Linked DNA regions of Homo sapiens: regions 1 and 3 are each linked to region 2. The links are chromatin contacts, found by Hi-C or POLR2A ChIA-PET in ENCODE. All regions are on one chromosome and are shown on one strand. The core of a region is the stretch at or near the end of the contact, and the rest is flanking DNA. Distances in the headings are between cores, read along the strand shown. Region 1 overlaps STK39 (serine/threonine kinase 39). Region 2 overlaps CERS6 (ceramide synthase 6). Region 3 overlaps STK39 (serine/threonine kinase 39).

Region 1 (2,700 bases), core at 91-2,590, 300 kb after region 2:
CCTTTTGTTTTTGAGACAGAGTCTTGCTCTGGAGTGCAGTGGCATGATCACAGGTCACTGCAACCTCTGCCTCCCAGGTTCAAGCAATTCTTCTGCCTCAGCCTCCCGAGTAGCTGGGATTACAGGCATCCGCCCTGCTAATTTTTTGTATTTTTAGTAGAGATGGTGTTTCACCATGTTGGCCAGCCTGGTCTTGAACTCCTGACCTCAGGTGATTCACCTGCCTTGGCCTCCCAAAGTGTTGGGATTACAGGCGTGAGCCACCACACCCAGCCATTTATGATACTTTTAAATCCATATCCCCTCTCACATAAAATGTAAACTCTAGGAAGGCAGATACTTTTTGCTCTGAGCTTCCTTTCTACCACCCTAAATAGCACATGGCACATACTAGAAGCTCAGTGAAATATGTTCAATGAATAAACAAGTACATATTCTTCATTATTGTATAAGATGTAAATTGAGGTGATCATGTAAACCATAAATTGAGGTTCTTTGCAACTCCAAGATGCTATTATTCTTAGTGTGAGGAAGGCATTATTATAATTATTACACATAATCAGTAGATCATATGTGTTTGATAACTTCTTCCCACTCCATTCCCATTTATAGTGGTAGAATTCCTTTCTTTTCCTTTTGAAATGGAGTTTTGCTCTTGTAGCCCAGGCTGGAGTGCAATGGCACGATCTTGGCCCACTGCAATCTCCACCTCCCAGGTTCAAGCAATTCTCCTGCCTCAGCCTCCTGAGTAGCTGGGATTACAGGTGCCCGCCACCACGCCCATCTAATTTTTTGATTTTTAGTAGAGATGGGGTTTTGCCGTGTTGGCCAGGCTGGTCTTGAACTCTTGACCTCAGATGATCTACCGACCTAGGCCTCCCAAAGTGCTGAGATTACAGGCGTGAGCCACCTCGCGCAGCCAATAGTGGTGGAATTCTTACACTCATCCATTCATTTTGTTCTTGTTACTCTAACTGGATGGACTTAAGTATTATCTTTGGCATGTAACAAAGTGCAGCTAATTGACACATCAGGAGACTGAATCTGAATCTTGGGCTTTTACAGAGATTGAATCTGAATTTTGGGCTTTTACAGGATTTTCATTCACATACTGTAGCTAGTAGGCTACAGCTTAGAGTTGAAACTGAAAAGCATGGCCACCGACCAGACTTTATTAAATTATGTGCAGGAGAATTATCTTGGCAGCAAATGAGGCAAATCAATGGTAGGTAACTGTCTTTTGGTGGTTTTGTTTTGAGACATGGTCTTGCTCTGTTGCCCAGGCTGGAGTGCAGTAGTGCCATCGTGGCTCACTGCAACCTCAACTTCCTCTGCTCAAGCGATCTTCCCACCACAGCCTTCCAAGTAGCTAGGACTACAGGTATGTGCCACCATGCCTGGCTAATTTTTAAAAAAATTTTTGTAGGGACGGGGTCTCATTTTGTTGCCCAGGTTATGTCTTCTGAGAGCTTAGAGTTCAAGGTAGAAACGTTAGTTACAAAAACTTGACAACGAGGATGTAAAAGTGAATACTTCCTATCATTTGAGTAAATGAAAGAGAGAGGAAATAAAGTTCATCTGTGAAAATGTCAATTTAACAAGTACTTATCAATCTAATCAGCCTAGCTGTTAAAAAAAATGTAAATGTGTGACTGTAAGTCATATTGAAACTCATGCTATCCTAAGCAGCTCTCCATCTGCTTCTAGTTAGAGATGTGTCATACATCTGGGGACCTGGGCCTCAGGCTGTGAGAAAGTAGTTTCAATTAAAAAAAAATCAATACTTGTAATGGTTTTCTTTCTTATAATATCATACCCAGTAACTTGTATAGGTTGAATTTAGACATAGCGTTATAAAGTTTATTTAATGTGAGTATGACTGGAGGCTCAACATAAGTTGAATAACAGCAGATGCAATCAGCTGGCTGTTCAGCTTTGTTTATATCTTTACCCATAATGTTTGAGGTATCATGTTTTCTGGATTAATAAAATAAATTTCCAGATAAATAAAGTCCAACTTAATTTCAATCCTAGGTGCTGGAAATAATTCTGAAATTTAATTATGCCTTTTGTACTAATTTCTACTAAGGCAGGCATTGTCTTCATCTTTCATTTGTAGTGAATTTCTGAAAAACCCACCCAAAAAATCAAATAATAAACTTACATGTTATGAGATAGAGGGAATGTTGAATCTTCATTTTTGTTTTTATTTTACTTTAATTAATTAATTTATTTTGAGACAGAGTCTCGCTCTGTTGCCCAGGCTGGAGTGCAGTGGCGTGATCTTGGCTCACTGCAACCTCTGCCACCCAAGTTCAAGCTATCCTCCCACCTCTGCCTTCCGAGTAGCTGAGACTACATGCCTGCACCACCATGCCCAGCTAATTTTTATTTTTATTTTTTAAATAGAGAAGGGGTTTCGCTGTATTGGCCAGGCTGGTCTTGAACTCCTGACCTCAAGTGATCTGCCTATGTCGGCCTCCCAAAGTGCTGGGATTACAGGCATGAGTCACCATGCTAGGCCAAATCTTCATTTTTGAATAGCCCGATACACATACATTTCTGAATTATTATTCTTTGGAGTGGATCTGCTCCTTCTGGATGCTTGCAGGCGGGCGAGACCCTTCCCAGGCTGGCACCTCTTGTCCCTGACGCCGAGGCATCTGCTTTTCCATGCTTCAGGCCTCCTTTCCAGTTCCT
Region 2 (2,700 bases), core at 88-2,587:
CTATGCAGCCATAAAAAAGGATAAGTTCATGTCCTTTGTAGGGACATGGATGAAGCTGGAAACCATTATTGTCAGCAAACTAACACAGGAACAGAAAACCAAACACCACATGTTCTCACTCGTAAGTGGCAGCTGAACAATGAGAACACATGGACACAGGGAGGGAAACACACACTGGGCCTGTTGGGGGGTGAGGGGCTAGGGGAGGCGATAGCATTAGGAGAAATACCTAATGAGTTGATGGGTGCAGCAAACCACCATGGCACGTGTATACCTATGTAACAAACCTACACGTTCTGCACATGTATCCCAGAGCTTAAAGTATAATTTTTAAAAAAAAGAGAAGCTAGAAAACTTGAACACTATTAACCATAGTTCCATAGTTAACCCTAAGGAGTCAGTTTCTACTTTCTTACTGTGTCTACTTTCCTATTGTTTAAAGTATTTACAATAAGCATTTATCACTTTCATTATTGAAAAAAAAACAAAGATTAGAAAAGAACAAATAGCACAGAAAATATACTAATATGATAAGTGGCAGGATTACAGTTGTTTTGCTGACTCCTAAATATAAAGTCAAATATAAAGAAGCCAAGACTGTCACTTGGAAATGATTAAGTTCAAAGTAAAAACTAAGACTGCTTTTAATGAAAAACAGCCAAACATGGGCGCAAAGCCCTATATGAACAAAGGAAGAAGCACTCCTTAGTTTTAAGTATTTTTAACCTAATCCTCTTTCCTTCCTCATATTCTTCTTTTGCAGATGTGGTAACCCTGTTTTCTTTCAAACAGTCATTTGGAAAGAGAAGCTGACAATGGCAGTTTGCTGGAGCCAGGTCACAGACTCCATCCTCAGCGTGACTGTCAACTGCCTGCAGACAATGAGGCTCTTCCCTCACCTCTTTGGCACTCCTTGCTTCTAGGCTTCCCAGTTCTTTTGGGACTTTCGTTTTTCCCCTCAGAAAATGTTACCTGCCTCCCCAAAGTATGAATACAAAGTACATCTCACAAAACAGTGAAAAGAAGAAAATTGCTGTTTTAAGTTAGCCCGATGTCAAAGTGTCACTTGGTAGCAAAATATGGATCTTCTTTGCAAACTCTGCGGGGAAGGTCTGTTGACATTATACACACTATCATCATATATTCTCTCCTTTGAGGTATAGACGTACTTTGTAAAGCAGAAACAAAAGAAAAGCAGGGAGCCCCAGTTCCTCTCTGATAGTAAGCCCAGTAGAGCCTCTCTCTCTCTCTCGCTTTTTAAAACTAAAAGCTCTGGCCACAAAAAGAGCTGAGTGCCTGGGACAGAGATGAGCAACAAAGGGAAGTATGGGTTGTGACCTGAGTGAGAAAAGTCATATCCTGTAAACTTAGCAGAAGCATGTGCTCGATACTCAACAGCTACCAAAATAATACAAAGAGCAACAACTGAGGACTGAAATGTTAACAAGGTGAATTCTGGAGGAGTCAAATGTAAAGAAATGATCTACAAGGAGATGAGTTTCCAGTTTTGTTTTGTTTGGTTTTGTTTTTTCTTTTATTCTGGCAGCTATGTCCTGGAGCAGGACCCAGTCACAGAGCCCCACTATACAGCAGAGCAGCAGGACAGCAGCCTGAGCCACTCATACTCCAGGAAACCCAGTCTTTATGACCACAGGAACCTGGAAAAGGAGCCCTCACAGGCCAAAGAGGATGGGGGAATCACGGAGAGAAAGAAAATGGAGAAGCGAATCCCCTAATTCTGAACATGAATCAGCACAATTCCTGGCTTCACCCTAAGCTGTGCATGCATGACACAGATCTAGAACAGTATAGCAACAGCTATAAGAACTGAACTAAGTCTAGAAACCACTGCCCCTGAGAGGCACACACGGGACAGACCCAGAGTTGCATCACAAAGGCTTTGAAACCTGAACTGAGATTAGTACCACTTGCCACAAGAAGGTGAGACAGAAATATAACCTGAATCTAGCTGGGTTTATTGCCTGCTAAAAGAAATTTTAAAAGATCAACATTATTTAGAAGATTAGAACAGGACCCAGAATCTATACCACATAACATACACAATGTCCAGGATACAATCCAACATCATTCCACATACGAAGAACTAGGAAAATATGATCAGTTCTTAGGGAAAAAAGCAATCAGATTCCAACTCTGAGAAACCCAAAGGACAAATATTATAAATATCCTCCATGGTGATATGGAATGAATGGAAAGACAGAAGTTCTCAACAGAAAAATTAAAACTAGAAAAACAAGTGCATATTGTGGAAATAAAAATATAATATCTGAAATAAATTCATGGGATAGCTCAAGTCAAAATATATATATAACCGAAGAAAGAGTAAGTGAACTTGAAGAGTCAGTGAAATGATCCAATATGAGGAACAAAGAAAAAAAAATTTGTTGAGACAAATGAGCTGAGCCTCAAAGACCTGCAGGAAAATATCACAAAGTTCTAGCATTCATGTCACTGGTTTTCCAGAAAAAAAAAAAAAAAAATTGGTGGAGAAACTATTTGAAGAAATAATAGCCCAAAACTTCCCACTCATTAAAAGACACAAATTTACAAATGCAAGAAGTTCACAAACCCCAAACAGAATAAGCTCAAAAATAGTCACACTTAGTCAACTGCTTAAAAGCAAAAATAAAGTATTCACAATGGCTAAAGTTACACATTATTACAGAGGAAGAATGGTTT
Region 3 (2,700 bases), core at 135-2,634, 270 kb after region 2:
CTGTTCTCTTCCTCCTGAACCCCATTCTGCTTCACTTTCAAAACGATGGCTAGAGGGTTGGATATGTCAGTGATCATGAACTGCTGAGTCCTAAACTTTGGTGTCTGTGTCCCTCAGAACCTCAAAGGGCAGTTTCCCTGTGACTTTTTAAAATGAGAACCATGTTCATGAAGTGCTGTCTTAGTTTCAGATCACTTGAAATGTAATCTGATTTGAGAGACAGTGTTTAAGCTCCTGTTTACCAAAAGGCTGTTTTGATTATCATTTTGCAGGAATTGTTGCTGGGTAAAAGACAAATGAACAACGTACTCAGAAGAGATGACCAAATGGTCTGATTTCATGTTGGAAAGTTTCTTCTGGTGGTCTTGAATCTGCGTTTTAATCTCCTTAAAAATGCCTTTTTAGCACATAAGCAAAATTAAACATTATTGTTTTATTAAAAACTATGCAGTGCTCCTTATTAGTTAGGAGAAAAATCTCTTAAATCCTTTTTGTTAAGGACATGTGTAATTTAAGGCTTTCATTTTGACAGCCTGGTTTCAGCTGACAGGTATGTTAATCTCTATTTGATTGCTTTGGTGAGGAGTTGAAAATCACCTAATGCCTGGCTTAGTGTGCATTTGTAAATGCGCTTTCTTTTGGTTTTCATTTCATGCAATAATGAAATGAATTTTCCTACTGTTATTTTGTTATAGATTGATGGTTTATCTGATTACCAGATTTAAATAAACAGTTGAACCATATTCCCTTTGACTGTGTCCCCTTGTTTATCCTTTTTTATTTGAATGCTGATGGGTCTTTATAAGCATTATTATCAGCATTATTATCAGTACATATGTATGTATAGAGCCTCTTCATCAGTTATCTTGTAGCATAACAGTGCTCTAAGAAAGCGATTTTTTTTTGTTGTTTGTTTTTTTAGTTTAAGAATTTCCTATTCTTTTCTATTTTGGTTTAATTTTCATTACTCTTTTCTTTCTCCCCTTATAAGTGCCAAAGTTTATGTGAATATGATTATATATAGAACATATGACTATATATAATCTTTTTTTCTTTATGTTTACAGAGGCAAAAGATATATTTGTGTGTTTATGTGTGTAAAGTAATACATGACAAAAGAAAAATTATGTGTAATAGAAGTAATTTGACTCTGGGGAGAATTTTACTTTACGTTTTGAGGTAGAGCAACCTTTAGAAAAAATATTCAAAGTCAAAATTCTGGGAGGGATTTTTTCCTCCATACCAGGAGGACTTTTAAAAGCAATTCAAGTCGACCAGATAATTCTGATACAAACATTTATGGAGCACCTGCCGTGTGCCAAGGACTGGACCAATTACTCAGCATACTTGATGCCTGATCCGTTCCTCATTCCTGCGAGGGTTGGTGTGATTATCTCAGTTTTACAAATCAGGAGGCAGAGACTTGGATGATCACAGTCAGTTGAAGGTCACGCAGCTGGATCTGAACCTAGTCTTGGCTGTTTGCAAAGCTGTCACCCTTGCTATGGTCCTCTTTGCCTCCTTCACTTTTGCTGTCTGACCTAGCTTTATGATTCTCAAACTTCAGGATAAGAAGTGAATTTTCTTTTCTTTTTTTTTTTTTTTTTTTGAGACGGAGTCTCACTCTGTCACCCAGACTGGAGTGCAGTGGCGCAATCTCGGCTCACCACAACTTCTGCCTCCTGGTTCAAGCAATTCTCCTGCCTCGCCCTCCCGATTAGCTGGGATTACAGTCACGTGCCACCACACCCGGCTAATTTTTTAGTATTTTTAGTAAAGACGGGGTTTCACCATGTTGGCCAGGCTGGTCTTGAACTCCTGACCTCAAGTGATCTGCCTACCTCAGCCTCCCAAAGTGCTGAGATTATAGGCATGAGCCACTGCGCCTGGCCAAGAAGTGAATTTCTAGAAGAAAGGTCCCTATTTTTAAAGTAGCATCACTTGGCAATTGGAGGAAACTCCAGGCAGACCCTGGTTCAGAGCCCAGTGGCATCATTTGCTAGCTTTATGACTGAGAGCCAGTTACTTGGCTCAGTGTGTTTTGTGGTGTTTCAGCACCAAATCTGGACCATCATATTGGCCTTGCAGAGTTGTTTTAAGGATTAAAGATCATGAATGTGCAATACATAGTAAATGACAATGATGATTATGATAATAGCAGTTAGCACTGAGGAGTTGTTATTACTTGTCAGCTCCTGGGCTAAATGCATTTCATATTTAGCTCATTTAGTCCATACAACAACCCAATGGACAGGTATTATTGTCTCTGTTTTACATGGAAAGAACTCAATGTGTGAAGTCTCTTGTTATTTATATTTTCCACATCAGTGTACCCCTCCATTGGTATGGCTAATTGAGAATTCACTGACTAGAGAATTCACCGTCATGCAATAAACATTAGTTAAGCACCTCCTATAGGGTAATTAAGATAGATAAAAGTTCTCTTTTCAAACCTTATATTTTAGTGATTACTTTTTACCTATTTATCCTCTAACTGGTTTTATTTGTGGTGTTAAAAAGGGATTAATCTTATGGTAGCTTAAGCACTTAAACATTTCACATACAGGGAAATCATGAATGGAAATGCTTACTTTCCAAACCACTTTTTATGTGTCTTCAAAATAATTAATGCTACTACATTGGTAAAAAGGCTCAGAAGATATGAGGAGATGAGGAATCTTCTAAAAATACCCTCTTACT

What was found. A loop is a pair of places that touch in the nucleus more often than their neighbours do. ChIA-PET counts read pairs that join two places held with the same protein, here RNA polymerase II (POLR2A). Pooled maps may share reads with other maps.
Region 1: a pooled map shows a loop between it and region 2 (7-fold over the local background). The contact joins two enhancer-like sites. A Hi-C loop is called at or near these places in 10 of 50 pooled maps. POLR2A ChIA-PET finds 5 or more read pairs at or near these places in 2 of 52 experiments (activated CD4-positive, alpha-beta memory T cell and activated T-cell).
Region 3: a pooled map shows a loop between it and region 2 (5-fold over the local background). The contact joins two enhancer-like sites. A Hi-C loop is called at or near these places in 2 of 37 single-sample maps with no recorded cell type and 10 of 50 pooled maps. POLR2A ChIA-PET finds 5 or more read pairs at or near these places in 3 of 52 experiments (activated CD4-positive, alpha-beta T cell, activated CD4-positive, alpha-beta memory T cell and activated T-cell).

Annotation. Positions count from the first base shown.
Region 1 is chr2:168,193,956-168,196,655 of GRCh38, reverse strand. The region is part of intron 1 of STK39 (serine/threonine kinase 39); the gene reads left to right. Among named protein-coding and RNA genes, the nearest start is that of STK39, 52 kb to the left of the region's middle. Within about 2 kb of position 1,340, at least 9 of the 41 ENCODE cell types and tissues checked have a DNase peak (open chromatin) inside an H3K27ac peak, as active enhancers do.
Region 2 is chr2:168,489,273-168,491,972 of GRCh38, reverse strand. The region is part of intron 1 of CERS6 (ceramide synthase 6); the gene reads right to left. Among named protein-coding and RNA genes, the nearest start is that of CERS6, 34 kb to the right of the region's middle. RefSeq lists an enhancer at 1,398-1,787. Within about 2 kb of position 1,337, at least 9 of the 41 ENCODE cell types and tissues checked have a DNase peak (open chromatin) inside an H3K27ac peak, as active enhancers do.
Region 3 is chr2:168,222,420-168,225,119 of GRCh38, reverse strand. The region is part of intron 1 of STK39 (serine/threonine kinase 39); the gene reads left to right. Among named protein-coding and RNA genes, the nearest start is that of STK39, 24 kb to the left of the region's middle. Within about 2 kb of position 1,384, at least 2 of the 41 ENCODE cell types and tissues checked have a DNase peak (open chromatin) inside an H3K27ac peak, as active enhancers do.